Regions from separate parts of the Homo sapiens genome. Here region 1 is linked to region 2. Evidence: chromatin contacts called from ENCODE Hi-C or POLR2A ChIA-PET data. All regions are on one chromosome and are shown on one strand. The core of a region is the stretch at or near the end of the contact, and the rest is flanking DNA. Distances in the headings are between cores, read along the strand shown. Region 1 overlaps ETV5 (ETS variant transcription factor 5). Region 2 overlaps DGKG (diacylglycerol kinase gamma).

The links. Hi-C counts contacts between places; a loop is a spot of excess contacts on that map. ChIA-PET counts read pairs that join two places held with the same protein, here RNA polymerase II (POLR2A). Pooled maps may share reads with other maps.
Region 1: a loop to region 2 is called in a map of endothelial cell of umbilical vein, with 10 times the contacts of the local background. The contact joins two enhancer-like sites. A Hi-C loop is called at or near these places in 1 of 168 maps with a recorded cell type or tissue (endothelial cell of umbilical vein), 1 of 37 single-sample maps with no recorded cell type and 1 of 50 pooled maps. POLR2A ChIA-PET finds 5 or more read pairs at or near these places in 2 of 52 experiments (HEK293 and Panc1).

The regions. Positions count from the first base shown.
Region 1 is chr3:186,042,629-186,047,767 of GRCh38, forward strand. ETV5 (ETS variant transcription factor 5) reads right to left here. Exons shown (of 13, transcript NM_004454.3): 13 at 3,686-5,139. Among named protein-coding and RNA genes, the nearest start is that of ETV5-AS1, 34 kb to the right of the region's middle. Within about 2 kb of position 2,568, at least 3 of the 41 ENCODE cell types and tissues checked have a DNase peak (open chromatin) inside an H3K27ac peak, as active enhancers do.
Region 2 is chr3:186,238,577-186,243,656 of GRCh38, forward strand. It overlaps DGKG (diacylglycerol kinase gamma), which reads right to left. Exons shown (of 25, transcript NM_001346.3): 20 at 3,928-3,992. Among named protein-coding and RNA genes, the nearest start is that of DGKG, 120 kb to the right of the region's middle. RefSeq lists an enhancer at 3,678-3,727. Within about 2 kb of position 3,440, at least 18 of the 41 ENCODE cell types and tissues checked have a DNase peak (open chromatin) inside an H3K27ac peak, as active enhancers do.

The sequences.
Region 1 (5,139 bases), core at 1,318-3,817, 200 kb before region 2:
CTTCCCCCACCTGTCCCCACGTTGTTCCTCCTCAGTCTTCTCCCTCTTGGTAAATGGCAACATCAACCTTCCTTGGGCTCAGGCCACAAACCTTGGAGACATAATTGACTTCTCTTTCATTTCTCACCTTGCAAGTCCAAAGCCTGTTGGCTCTATCTTACAAATATATTCATATATGCTTTCCTTATGCCCTGGCTCATGCCACCATCTCACCCCGCCTGGACTACCGCAGCCTCCTACAACTTGATCTTCTTCCTTCCTTCCCTGTTCCCTACAGTCTATATTCAACTTAGCAGTCAGAGTGATCTTTCAAAATACACATCAGATGATGTCACTTCTTAGCTCAAAAAACTCTAACAGCTAAACATAAACAGAGTAAACGCCAGAGTCCTTAAAAAGCCTACACGGCCCCAGATGATACAACCCGTTACTTTAACAATGTTCCATCTGACTCCTGGATCCAGTTTCACAGTCCTTGTTGTTCCATAAATATTCCAAGCATGTTCAAAGCTTCAGGGTCTTACACTTGCTCTTCCCCCTGCAGGGAAGGCTTTTCCTTCCGATATCCATCTGGCAGCTACTTTTTTGGGTCTTTGCTCAACTGAGACCTTCCCTGACCTCCCTACTTAAAATTGCAACCCTCCACTCCCACTACTCACCATTTCCCTTCCCTGATCCCATAGTACTTAACACCTAACAAATTCTATCATTTGTTTTTTTCCTCCCTTGCCCAGATGTAAGATCCTTGAGAGCAGAGATTTATTTCCCTCCACGAATCCTACAGCAGTACCTGGCATAGACTAGGCACTATTTATTGGATGAGTAATACTCAGTATATTATACCTTGCATTCTAGTTTCACCTGGAGAAATGTTTCCCCCACTAGATTGTTGGGTGCTGAAGGAGAGGGTGGGCTTGTGACTCCCTTATCTTCACCTGCAAAGTGTCTATTATAGTGTCTTACACATCATCGATGATTGGTACATGATAACTCAATGATGAAAGCACAGACTCACCCTTGTTTCACTCTAGGAAACAGGTCATCCAGGAGAGTCCGGCTAATTGTTAAAGGTAGGTGTCACAGACATCACTGATGCCAGCTCCATGTGCCCTCAACCCCCTAAGCTAACTGCATCTGAAAACAGTTCCTAGCACACTGATTATCTGCATCTACACTCTTCTCTTCCTGATAGGATATATATTGAAGAGTTAACATCTCTGGGGATAACCTTCAACCAATAAGGGCAGGAGTTGGAGGATAAATGCCCCAGCCTCCCCAGCTTCTGGTCAACATAGTCTGGATAAGATGGTGTCAGTGGTGTTTAAGTATTACCTGGAAAGTATAGCACTTAAACATGTAAGAGGTTGTCACACAATTACTATACCACAAACAGGGCTTTAGCTTGAAAATGCCACCTAAATCATTTATGTTTAGCATCCAGCAGTGCCTGGCACCTAGCAGGTGCTCAGTGGATGATTGAAAAAGAAGAAATGTGCCATTAATGGTGGAACTGAGCCATCTTCAGAGCTTGCTTAAAAATGGTGACTTGAGAATGATGTTCTTAACTGTTAACTCTCCTACACACGCACACACATTCCTTGACTCCCCTAGGAAACTCCTTTCTTTCTCCCTTACTGCCTATGAGATCGGGGAGTAGTACTTCATCAGTGCCCTCAATGAACCTAGGAGGTTAGGCCAGATGGTCCCCTGAGACCATTTAGTTAAACCCAATCAACCACTGACCTGGGGCCAGAACCCAAATGTCTAGGCTCCAAGGGACTAGTCCTCTTTCCACAGTAGCCACTGTGAAAATTCCAAAAAAGAAATTAATTTTGGAGGCTAACAGCCATGGTATTTTCAGACTCAATTTCAACAGTATTACCATTTCAGAAAGCCTGCCAAAAAGATAATGGAGATGAAAAAGTGCTGTGTAAAGTGCTACCCAAAGGTTACCTGAGGTTCACTGCCAAGGTCAACAAACCCAGGCTTGGGTGTAGAGCCAGCTCTTAAAGTTGGAGGAGCTAAGGCTGGTCATTCAAAGGGCCCCTTCTGAATGGGACACCAGTGTACTTGCCGGGATCAAAAGGACATAGCCGCTCGCCTGGTACCACCCTCACACCCTCCCCCTATTTTAAGTACAATACACTTATGTTGAATAGAATACTTACACTATGTATTTGTACTAAACAATACTTACACTATGCATTTGTATTAAACTGATGATCTTCTGGACTTTTTTCCTTTCTCTTGTATTTCAGAGGCCACACATTGAGTAGCAGCCACCTGCACCGCTGGGCAATGAACGGTCTCTCCAAAGTTTCCAACCGTCTGGGTACATTAGTGTTTTTCTTCCACATTAGTTTACATTTGTCCCAGCTGCATTAGAATTTAGATTCTGCACATACTCTGGCTCTCAAAACCACATTCTTCTGCGCTCACACTACCTCTTTGTCATCTAACAACTGAATACGCATTGTTTCCCTGGCTTGGCTCATGAAAGGGGACCCTGATGCAGAGTAAACTTCCCATTCTCTGAGCTTCCTTATCCTAGCGCCCAACACTAGAAGGGCGGCAGTGTTTGGTGACCTCCTGCGTTAGGTTAACGATCTGGGTCCGGGCCCAGGCTGGATAACGAGCCCGTGAATAATGGGGAGCGGATTGTTAAAGCCTTATCATGGTGAAGCTGAGAGGCAGAGACGGCTTTTTCCTGCGCACCCTTGCCCCTTCTCCCCAAGCATCTTTTCTTAATCTGTCGAAGCTAATGGGGTTTATGTGGCAGACATTCATTCCTCACAAGCTCCAATTCAAGAGGCGGTGCACTCATTCAGTCTCGATGTTTCTACACTTAGAGGCTTGTAAAACAGTAAAGAAAGATAGCAGATAAACTGACAGAAAGCCTTCTGTTCTAGGCTTGAAAAAAGGCTCTACTTTATTTCTCCACTGTAATAGGAGTCTTGAGAAGGCCAAATTAGAGGTGCAGAAAAAGGGTGAAATAAGAGCACTAGAAACCGTAATAACCGTAATAACACCGCAATACAACCCGGCGAACTTTATTTCCTTCCACGTATTTCCCGAGTGATACATATTCACGAGAAAGAGACAAACTTGGAGGAGGAGGTTTTTACTGCTGCACGGCCAGAAAAAAACATAGTGGGCAAAACCTTCCTGAGCTTTTTTCGTTATTTATCAACCATTAATTGATTTTTCACTTGTCAAGAGCAAAACTTATTGGGGAAAAATTAGAAAATGAATGGTCTTAAGTTCTTACTGGTTTTCAAAGTATCCACATAAGGGGCTGAGGATAATTCTGGGACTCGAAAGTCCTAGACTGCTTTGTAATCTTTTCACACAACCCAAAGCGAAACATGGGCTACACTTAAAAAAAGAGTTACTAAGAATTGGTGGCTTGGTGGGCTCAAGGGGATGAGGTGATCTCAGCTCACCATTGGCTGGGAAGAGGATCTCTCGACTTTCCACCTCTTTGGATTAAATTTTTAGCTGGAGTTTAAGAGGAGCTGTGCACATCTATTTCCAGGTAACAGAGTTCCCTAACTACCCTCGATGCCACTGTCCATTGGTAAGGCTAAATTGTTGAGAGGGCTAGGGCGGGGGCGGAGAGAAAGCCAGGGGGCTTTTGCCTGCTTTAAAATTAGACCAATGAGGGCAAGAAAGAGGCAGGTTCGGGTGCTTGGTAAACGAAAAGCAAACTTCTTTATTGTACACAGTACAGAATATAACGCAGCTTGGCAGGATGCATACGGCCCTGCGCAGGGGAAAGTATTTCAAATCAGCTGGCAGGTTCAAGCCTTTCTGCACTGTAGACTTTCCACACTCTGGAAAAGAAGCAAACAAACAAACCCCAAAGAACCCCCGAAAAAAACAAAAACCATCCGGGAGGTGCATGAGTCCAATGGGAATGCAACCGTGATGCCGCTGTCCTATGCCCAGTGACAGCACAGGTCACGTAAGTTACAGCAGGGGAGGGGTAGCTCAAGCTACAGAGGATTATTGTCATATTGCTAAGACAGCATAAATCCATTCAAAAGAAAAAAAAAAAAAATCCAAACCAGGGTAAGTAAAGAAAGGAAAACCAAATCTATACAGCATTTACAACAAATAAATCTCTAGCCAGCTGGGGGTAAAATATGCATCTATGTATAGACTATGTGTAGGTTAAGAAAGCTATAAATATGGTTTAGAAAGAGTCCTTTGATTAGAGTACAATGCTAATTAAGGCCCAATCTACAGGTTTACCACCTTTGTGGGCTAATTAGCTTCCAATAGAGGAGAATCTCATGTTTCCATAGCTATAAAGTGCACCCCTTATCCCTGCGAACCTCTTCACAAATGTGCTGTTGGTCATAAGGGGGACAGTTTGAGACTATGGAGTGCTCCATGAATAGAAAAGCAGTTCAAAGCACGTGTCTCACACTCACGGAGTCAGCACTGCCTCCTTCACATACGAGGAACAGTGTAGTCATTCTTAATGTACTAAGTGTCACGGGGAGCACAGAATTCTACCAGCAGAGCAGGCAGCAAGGTACCACCAGTAACTTTTCCTCTACTTTGAGCTCAACTTTCACATAGCTTTAGCTTGGTTGTTTAAAACTTTTCCAATATAATACAGCAATGAGAATAATTTCTTTTTAAAAAAAGGCAGGAATCTAGAATGCTAGCACTGTTGCTTACCTGTCAGTATCACACGTAAGTCTCAAACCCTACTGAATCACACAGGTAGGGTTTAAAGTCCAAGATTTAAAGAAAAAGGAAAACAAAACAAACTGATGAAATGGAAATTGTCATCAGTCATGCCCAGGGAAGAATCCCAAGGGTTTTCACCAGGTGACCAGGTTTCCAAAGGACATGACACATGTTATATACATATGCTTTCCAGAGAGGGCATGTTAGTGAACACGGGGAACTATACATAGAGAATCTAAGCTTGTGTCCAGGCTGCCCTGCACACTTCAAAAATGTACAACTCAGGTGCAAATGTTCCATCAGGTTGTCTGGTGCAGAAAGCACAAAGCAGGCAACAAGGCGGGCTTTCACATGGCCAAGGGGAAGCCTCAGCAAAGCCCCTCTCAAGCTGCAGTGTCTTCATAAGTTGGCACGGCCCTGGCTAAAGGACACAGTGCA
Region 2 (5,080 bases), core at 2,190-4,689:
ATCTCAGTTGAATCAAATTTCTCTTTTGTTCTTTATGCCAACAGTGAGACGATAATCTCCCTAACATTCCTCAATTAGCAATTAATGATTAGCCTATTGATAACTAGGAGGTAGACAGGGCCAAAAATAACCCCATCTCTGCCGTTAAAGGCCTTTTCTTTTTTGCCCATCATACATGGCTCGTATTCCTGCCTCCTCGGTTCTGGTTCTTGCTCCATTAATGAAACTATTCCATCAGAGAACATAACTTGGTTTTCTGGAACCCACTATCTTCCCTGGCAACAACCCATCTAGAGAGGCCATGGAGGAAGAATTTCCTGAAACCCCAACATTTGAGTCATAATTTGATGCCTCTTAGGATTCAAAGAGGCCTCAGACCTGTGACTTTTAAACATTTTGGGAGTATAGGTTCCTTTAAGAATCTTCTGATAGTTATGGACATTCTCTGCAGAAAAATACATTCAGTACCTTAGTACAATTTCAAGGTGTTCTCAAAACCCCTGAAGCCCTTGGATCCCAGGTTAAGAATTCTTGTTAGAATAGCCAAGAAAAGGGAATCAGCAACGTGAATGATTCCGGTTTCCTGGTAAGTGTTCCGGACCTGACTAGTCACTCTCCCTTGCTGAAAACAAAACAAAACAGAACAAAACACAGCAATGACAACTCCCAAGATTTAACCTCAAGATTATCCCTGAGAGTCCAAACCTGGGCAGTAATGGTAAAGGCTTCCGGCCAAGCAGTAACTACTCTTTGGAGAACCTCAGTTCAGCTGAGTAAAATAGGCCTTGTTTGATAATGCCGTTTACATTTCCAAATCCTGGGTATCAAGCTTTCTTCCTATGCCTTGCGGCCTTTCCTAAGTTTAGCCGCTGGTGTAATGGGGTAACCATGGCAACAACCACCTGCCTATTTAAAACCATCTCCAATGCTAAATAAGGAAGCCTGAAGAAAATGGCTGCTTGCCTGCCTCTCAGTGGACAAATTGGGCACTCCTGGGTATTTTAGACATGGGCGAATAGGCAGGGTAGAAGCAGTATGTATGCAAAGTTCTTCATAGGAAGCGTTCGGTGACCTTGTGAAATAGGTGCTACCTCAGCCCTTCTGTCTTCGTTTGTTAGGCGAGCACGCAGGTTTACGTGCAAATCCGTGGGCCTGTCACCATGTCATCCATGCTACCTTGACCTCAGTCAGGTGAAGAGTGAGCTGAGAACCTACCCTCAGAGAGAAGTATTGTTTATAGGATCTCGGAAGGGAGAAGGAAAAACAGTTCTACAGATCACAGTGAATTTGTTCATACTTTGCATTAAAATGCACGCTACAATCTTTTTTTTTTTTTTTTTCTGACGGATGTGTCTTTCTAATTGTACTTAATCATGTGGGTGATGGATGATTGCTCTATTTATGTCATATGTTGGCCTGCCTATTGATTTTTGGCATATGGAGAAATTTCTCCCTCCCTCTGCTTCCTTGCTTTCTGGGAATTACAGATGTTTGGTTTCTTTCCTCTGCCGAGACCATACAACTGATCACACTGAACATCTTGCTCTTCCACAAGTATACTGCACCCTCTCACTCCTTCGTATCTTTTCGTACATTTGCTTCCTTCTCCCTGTGTTGCCCTCCTCTTTTTCCGTGTCTTGGTTCAGGCGTCTCTGTCATTGGAAAACCCTCCATGCCACGTTTCGTGTCCTTGGTTTTTGCTCCCATAGGTCACCTCCAGTTACATCACTTAACACAAACCATTCTGCACATCTGCTTTCCAGCCTGTTTCCAGCACCAGGCTGTGAGTCCCCTACATGCGTCTGTCCAAAATGCCTGTAGAACAGTGTCTGGTGTGCATTACGTTTTCAAAAGATCTGCTGAATGAATGGATGAATGAATGAACAGAGCCCCGTGGCTTTCACAAGCATATGGCACATGTGCATGAGTACGTATAAGGATACTTGTGTGAGGCCGGGTGCAGTGGCTCAAGTCTGTAATCCCAGCACTTTGGGAGCCTGAGGTGGGTGGCTCACTTGAGGTCAGGAGTTCGAGACCAGCCTGGCCAACATGGTGAAACACTGTCTCTACTAAAAATACAAAAATCAGCTGGGTGTGGTAGTGGGTGCCTGTAATCCCAGCTACTTGGGAGGCTGAGACGGAAGAATTGTTTGAACCCAGGAGGTGGAAGTTGCAGTGAGCCAAGATCGCGCCACTGCACTCCAGGCTGAGCAACAGAGCGAAACTCCATGAAAAAAAAAAAAAAAAGATACTTGTGTGAAAAGAGGACCTTAAAAGCCTGAGGAATGGGTTGAAGAGGAGTACTTTTTAAAAAAGTGGTTTGTGTGTATCTGGGAGTGCAAAAGACCGTTAGAGGAGATCATCTGAACTGTAAGTTTGTGACTATAGTATCAGGGGCTGGAAGTACACGTGTTCCTAGTGTGCAGTGAGTGTGTATAGTCTGTGTGTGTGAGAGCAAGAAGATGCTGTGGCAGGATGCACTTCCTAAAAGGTTCGTTCAGCTGCTATCGGATCCCACAGATCGCTCTTTCTGAAGCTATAGTGTTCAGTTTCTGACCTCTAAAAAGACCTCCTTCTTCTTGGTTGACTTCTCAGGCTGTGGGGTCAGGACAAAGAGTAGGAATGAAAATGGCCAGTGATGAAAATGATGGGTCCTGGGCTTTAAATGAATGTCTTCAATGAACACTCTAACCTCTCTTTTAAGGACAATTCTTGCTTGTAATCCCAGCACTTTGGGAGGCCGAGGAGGACGGGTCACTTGAGGTCAGGAGTTTGAGACCAGCCTGGTGAACATAGTGAAACCCCATCTCTACTAAAAATACAAAAGTTAGCCAGGCATGATGGTGCACGCCTGTAGTCCCAGCTACTCAGGAGGCTGAGGCAGGAGAATCGCTTGAACCTGGGAGGAGGAGGTTGCAGTGAGACAAGATCACGCCACTGCACTCTGGCCTGGGTGACAGAGTGAGATTCCATCTCAAAAATAAATAAATAAATAAATAAATAAAAAGACAATTCTGTGGGCTAAATAAAAGTCAACACCTTTAGGCTCAAAAACAAAGTCCAAATCATTATCCATTCTTCTCCCAACCTACCTAGGGTTGGGGTGGGAACAGTGTCTGAAATAGTGGTCATCTTGAAATAGTACAACAAAGAAAAAGAAAGAAAGAATGAAAATTGACTAATGAGAAGATACAGACAAAGAAGGAAAGAGGGAGAAAGGGGTAGCTATACGTCAGTCACAACTAAGTTCTGGCAAATTTCATCCTACAAGGAAGAAGGGTTTGCTTTCTCTTGCAAATGATCTGGTTTCCTCTTTCCTTTCATTTTTGAACCTAACTTGGTGACTTCACAGAGTGCCCAGGCTGAGGCTGGGACTTAGTGGGTTCCGGGTCTCCAGCCTTTGCAGGTACCTCTCTGCTGCTGCCCTCTGCTGTCGGGGGAGGCAAAGGAGACACCCTTCTGGTCCTCCTGGTCCAAGTCCCGGAGCTGCCACCTCCTCCCATTTGAGACCGACAGAAGCTAGGGTCTCTTCCAGCCTCCCTGCTCTTCCCCAAAAGAATCATGAGGGGCTGGGGTTGGAGGCGCTGTACTTGGAAGCAGCAGAGACTCAGGACGGGGGTTCCAGTTAGACAAGGGCAGACGCCCTCCCACCTCCTCCCCTGCAAAAGCAGGCCCTTCATACCCACCTCCTGCCCTCCAGCCCTGCCCTCTGCACAGATCCTTTGGGAGAGGACAGGCAGTTAGCCTGCGCCAAGTTTCTGACACTTTTTTTTTTCTTGGAAATGGAAACCCTCCTTCCGGCAAGTGGCAGGAAGGCCAAGTCCCCAGCGGCCCTGGCTGGGAAAATTTCCAGAGAGCAGGTGAAAGGCCTCTGTTCCGCCAGGGCCACACTGGGTGGGTGGCAGCGCAGCCGGGCCTGCAGCTTACCTGCTGTTGAATTTTTCAGGATGTTTCTCTCTCATCACATGGAATCTGTGTGCAATGGAAGCGTCCTGAAAGTGAAAGAGACAAAGCAGATCCTTGGTGAGTGGTCATGACAGTGCAGTGCGGAGGGAAGGGACGCACGCATGCACTCGCTGAGTCATGCCAACCCTGGGACTCTATCTATCGCATGGTGGGGCTCCAGGTCACATCCGCGGAGCCAACAGAGGCTCAACACTGCCTCCAGGGGGATGAGCTAGCACCACCAATACTCTTACAGCCTATGCCAGTTGACTCTGGAGTCCTTGCTATTTCACTCTAGCCCGGACCCGCTGAGAACAGATAGATAGTTCAGGGGTGAGTGAAGGGGAAAGCCTTTGCCCTCTGGGGAGACTGAGAGTCTGTGAGCAGTTAGAGATCAGGAGCCTGTGTCTGGGGCTGAGCATGAGTCTCTGGAAATGACTTTCCATACTAGTTCTTTTTAAAATAGTTTTTATTTTGGAATATTTTGACTCACAATTAAGTTGCAAAAATAGCATAGAGTTCCTAGGTCCCGTTCACTCAGCTTCCCCCAATGATAACATTTTATATAACTATAGGATATTGTCAAAACCAGAAACCTGACATTGGTAGATGCTATTAGATATTAAGTCTTAACCATCCACACCAATAGAAATAATTAGTGGCACTGGATAACATGCTTACTAGATAATAAAACAAAATTAAACTCTGGCTTCTGCTTCTTGATCACTTCACTCGAAGGACTCCCTCCAAGGCCAATAAGAGTCATTATTACATCATGTGGACACTGCCCTCCTATTAGCACATCCCTTTGCCACACTAGCGGCCCCCTGCACTCCAGCACTCACAGTTAGGATGGCTGTCATGCACTGTGCTCCTGGGCTCTCCATCCTCTGACCACAACTCCCTAACCCTGGGTTCTACCTGCGGCCCCCACTCCACACCGTGGCCATCTCGTGAGTTCTCGTGGCTGTTACCAGCATCTGAATGATGATAGCTCCAAAGTGTCAATCTCTAGAGCCAACCCTAAGCCTCAAACCTGAAACGGAACTTGTCTTTCCTCCTCAAACTCGGTCTTCCACCCTCGACAATGGTCTCATTTTCCAGCAGAAGAATGTGTAACGCCCCTTCACCGCTC